Linked DNA regions of Homo sapiens: region 1 is linked to region 2. A link is an interaction called in ENCODE POLR2A ChIA-PET data of the cell type or tissue named here. Cell type or tissue: GM12878. All regions are shown on one strand.

What was found. ChIA-PET counts read pairs that join two places held together with the same protein. Peaks named below come from ENCODE experiments on the same cell type or tissue, not always from the same donor. Only the 100,000 strongest peaks of a DNase experiment are listed, where the experiment ranks them.
Region 1: POLR2A ChIA-PET joins it to region 2 with 6 read pairs; 2 of 35 experiments call an interaction of 5 or more read pairs at or near these places.

The regions. Positions count from the first base shown.
Region 1 is chr3:17,181,201-17,183,700 of GRCh38, forward strand. All of the region lies in intron 20 of TBC1D5 (TBC1 domain family member 5), which reads right to left. Among named protein-coding and RNA genes, the nearest start is that of PLCL2-AS1, 130 kb to the left of the region's middle. RefSeq lists a silencer at 1,165-1,264. In GM12878, no CTCF peak of the experiment used is centred here; DNase peaks (open chromatin) are centred at 490 and 1,171; H3K27ac peaks cover 817 bases.
Region 2 is chr3:17,025,669-17,028,168 of GRCh38, forward strand. All of the region lies in intron 3 of PLCL2 (phospholipase C like 2), which reads left to right. Among named protein-coding and RNA genes, the nearest start is that of PLCL2-AS1, 28 kb to the right of the region's middle. In GM12878, no CTCF peak of the experiment used is centred here; no DNase peak of the experiment used is centred here.

The DNA of each region.
Region 1 (2,500 bases), 160 kb after region 2:
CCCAAATTCCAGCATCGTTTTGCATCATTTGATAGAGGAATATTCAGTTGGGTACTGGGAAATGTGGTACTAGTCCAGCTTTTCAACTAACCAGTTGTAGACTCTGGACAAGTTATTACTCAGCTCTACGGCCATGGGCTGGAAGAGTCTCTCAGATTCTTCCCTGAGAAGAGACAGTTAAAGAGTTAAAAGGAAAGATGAGATGACTTGTGTTTAATACCCACTTTGGGCCATTCCTGATACTAGGGTTTAAAAATATTTTTTGGCAAGGAACTGGCAAGATAGATGGAAATGTCAAGTACATATGTGTCGACATATGAGGACACATTCATAAGCAGGCTGAGTTAAGGGACAGGGCCTGGGTTCAACCCTAGATCTGTTTGATGCCTCATGAGGTTGTCTGTTTCTCAGACACCACTTCACCACCCTTACAACTGGCTCTGCCTGCTACGTATACAGGTTGACCCCCCAGTGCTAGTTACATGCACTGAAGCCATCCACAGATTTTCAGGGCATGTCTTCTATTTTCTAAGCATAGAAGATTAGGTCCCTTGGAAAGTCCCTCTATAACCTTCCTTTTACCTAGGCAACCACTGTTAACAGTATTTTCAGGCCAAATATATACCATTTTGCCATCTGTTTTTATCACCTAATAATCTATCACTAATATCTACTTATATTAACATTTTAATCTTTATAAAGATTGAATTATATTATACTATATTATATTCAATCCCTTACTAATGAACACCTTAGTCCTTCCAATTTTGTTCTCCTTTAATAATGAGAAAGAGAAACACATCTATGGAAAAAATAAGGGTATTAAAATAATTTCTTAAGAAGCCATAATATGTTAAAAAACAAATCAAGAGCATCAAGTCAACTTAATCTTCGTGTTTTCCTTGAATCTTTGCTTAGAATCAAAGTTGCCTACAATCTAGGAGCATCTTTTAATTAACCATTGTTGTATTGTGCATTTGAAGTGAAATGCATCTGTGGGCCGTGGAGCCAGGAATTCTTGGTAGCATCCCTTAATCCCACTTTAAAAACGCAGTCATGCTATTTATATGAGGGAAAAAAAAGTCAACAGCTATGTGAACGAGTTCTGGCTGAAAGTGAAACGTACACACAAAAACAAATCTAGTTTTGTGGTTAGCTGAAAATTCACAGCTGGTATAGGCTTTTCTTTCCATTTTAATTAAAGTGTTTCCCCCTCCCATGCAATGAGAAAATGCTCTTTCAGTGCTGATTGAAAGACCAAAGTCAGAGCAAAAGCTGTTTGAAAATTCCGAGGCTTAAGTAAAGCTGCTTTAAAAGTTGCTGTGTGTACCAAACAACTTGGGAATTTCCTAGCAGGATTCTGTGGAGTTCCAGTAAATCTTTCTCCCCATCACTTCTTTGCTCTCTTACTTTGGTGAAAACTAAAGTCAAGTAATGCAAAGGTCATCCAAGTAGCCAGAAAAGCAAAAACTATACATTCATTTTAAAATTAAAATTATATTTAAACAAGTAACCATAATTAGTCATATACAACTATATAAGCTATCTGTTTATTAGTTCTTTTTGGTGTATTTTAAAGTGCAATGATATTAGATAATATAAGATTCATGTAAAATTAGGTCTGTAACTTATTACCCCCATTTTTCTAAGAGAAAGAGAATGAGTTGTGTTTTTTTTTAAATTATTATTTTCTTCTTTTCTCTTTCCTCCCTTTGCCTTGTTCTCCATTTCCTACCTAGCTCTTTAAACGCAATCTTTACCTGCCCTTTACCAGACACTCCCTACAGGGCAAGCTTACCTAACTATGTGCTTGCTTAGAAGCTCCAGGACTGGAAATCTCTCCCACCCAGAGATTTCTCTGAGACAACAGTCACTTTGCAACCTCCAGTATGCCTGAGATGAAACTCTCCCCCCAACTGGAGAGTATCTCAGACAACAGTCACTTTACAACCTAGCTCTGCCTGTGCTGGCGCCAGCTTAACCACCTGGAAGATAAGGCAATGAAGCCACGGACACAGACCTTTAACTGCTCGTTCCTTCCCTGTTTGCTGTTCATGCCAAGTCCCCCTTTAAAAGCCTTTGTTTTCTGTCCCCAAAGTGAGGTGGTATCTTTAAGGGCAGAAGTCTGTACTTCTTCCCCTAAGCTAAGCTATGGAATAAAAAGTCTCCTTATACCAGCCAGAACTCACTCTTGTTAATTGGACTCTGCAAGTGGTAAGCGACCGAACTGGCGACTTGGTTATAGGTCTATATGAATTTTTAAAAATGATCATCAAGCAGCTTATTAAGAGAGTCTGTAAGAGGTGGATCAAATGTGACAGGGGTAATGTTTCTTGCTGTGATGAGAGATACTACCCTATCAATCATCTACCAGGGTTTCTCCTGCTGTTTTTCCCTCTTGAGCCCTTTCCCTGCAGGAGTGGTTGAGATGGTAGGAATATGGCTGAGGGTAGAACAGGACCCAGCCAGCTGCTAATAAGACACTGTCAGGCAGCCAGCC
Region 2 (2,500 bases):
TTTCTGTCTGTTATGTCCCTGGTCATGAGCTGGAAAAAAATTCTAAGGTGTTTCTTCACAACCTTCTGAATAATGAGGTAATGATTTTTCTCCACAGCTGATGTATTTCTATAAATAAAGTTTGACATTTCATAAGCTTTGAAGCTCATATTTTGTTGTTACGTTACATTTGACCTCATGTTCATAAGAGATACAATTCAGCATTGCCTCTCATTTTCACATGAGTGGGAAGACTCACCGTCACCCTCACCAAACCTCTCAGAGCAGCGCACGTGTCTGGAGGGTGAGTCCCTTCTGCACAGTAACTGCTCTGTCAGTGGGGACTGTGGGAACTGTCACTCGTTAGTTTATTTAACAGCTCCTGTTTTTCATTCTCTTCACTTCTATTCCCCCAGATTGCTGTGAAATAATTAATGCCACTCACCCCACCAAAATAACCACTTTTAATACCAGTAAGCTGATTTTACTACCAGACGAATTTATCAGGAATAAAAATAGCATTTAATAATGGTTTTAAGCCTTTTCTAACTTAATTAGGGCATTTAAAATTCTGAGCCATAAGAAAATTACTCTCACACAGTGGGTAGACAACATGATGTGTTAAGAGTCAAGTTTAACTCTACAAGCTTAATTACCAATTAGCTGAAAACTAACATGTTAAGGAGTTTAAAACATTTGTTTCCCTACCACATTAGTATTAGTCAGATGTTTAGGGCTAAATGTTAGGGATTTTTATATGGAGATTTTATGTGAGATTATTCATCTACCTACAGAAATATTTAATTCAGATATTTTCTTTGAAATCAATGTTGATCATTCTAGTTTTCTTTGTAGTTATATTCTGACACTGGACAGACATCAGATGGGGCCATACCATCATTTATGTAATTCTGCGGCATGAAATAACTTTAGCTTTTAAATCACTTATCTGGGACAGATTACTCATGCTGTAATCCCAGCACTTTGGGAGGCCGAGGCAGACTTAATCTAGGAGTTTGAGACCAGCCTGGCCGACATGGTGAAACCCCATCTCTACTAAAATTCACAAATTAGCCAGGCATGATGGTGCATGCCTTTAGTCCCAGCTGCTCAGGAGGCTGAGGTGGGAGGATCACTTGAACCCAGGAGGCAGAGGTTGCAGTGAGCTGAGATCACACCACTACACTCCAGTCTGGGTGACAGACTGAGACCCTGTCTCAAAAAATAAATAAATAAATAGATCGTTTATCTTGTATTAGAAAAAAAAACAAAACAAAATAAATTCTATCTTTGTGAATAGAAACAGCTATTTCATTATTTAGCTAAATATAACTGGGATGGTACGAATTTTAAGCTGTTTTCCTAAAACTAAGCCCTGTCTTTATTGTTAAACGTTAGAATTCTCCATAGCCAAAATTTTTTGTCCAACATATATCGTAATATGTGTTTATTCTTTTAAAATACCAACTACACTTGATTTTTCATGTTCTTTCCTAAAAAGTGCATGTCGCATATCAAACTATATTATCTCAAGTACTTTGAGTCCAGTTTTACCAAGTGATGCATCATGTAACATTTTAGAGGAGGAGCTGAGAAACACATGTTTCTGTATAGTCTGAAAGCTGAGAATGGTTTTTACATTTTTAATTTATTGGAAAAATAAAAAATAATATCTTGTGATATGAAAGTCATATGAACTTCAAATTTTGCTCTCCATAAATGAAGTGTTTTTGGAGAACAACCACCTCCATTAAATACTATCAATGACTGCTTTCTCACTACAGTGGCAAAGTTGAGTAGGGTAGTTGCGACAGAAACTAAGCCTAAGCCTAGCAGCCTACAATGTTTACTGTCTGGCTCTGTACAGAACAAATTTGCCAACACTTCCAAAAGTGGATTGGGTAAAAGTCCTTAGGGTATTTTGATACAGTGATTTTCAAAGTCACCTTTGCCAACCTAAATTATGACTTTCTCTTTCTTTCTTTTCTCTTTTTCCTTTCTTTCTTTTCTTCCTTCCTTTCCTTTAAAATGTACTCACTGCATTTTGAGTTTTGATACATAAGAATGGGATTCTAATCGTTAACCTGGAGGAAGGAGGAGACTGTTATCGTTGCCTGAGCACTCCTCTGCTGGAAAAAGCAATGAGCCTGAATATGGTTCTACTAATTGTTACGGTCAGAAACCTAAAGAAACAAGAGGTGGAAACTAAAAGAGGAAAAAGCCAGTGGAAATTAACGTTTGCTCTGATTTTAATAGCGCCCGTGAGGCAAGCATGCTACGTCAGTGGGAAGTGGTGACAATCCACCTGAGCTGTGTGCTATAACTCAATAACATTTGTAACTAATTTAACCTCACATATATTTAGTGTTTATGTATAACCATGGTTGTGCTGCTTGGTAATGAGGCATTAAAAATGAGCCAGTCCAAGAATTGAGTTTAAATAGTACTCCTTCTCTCAGCCAAATCAAGCATTTCTTGCTGAGGGGCTGAAGGGCTGGGTGGAGAGAAGGGAATTGGGTAG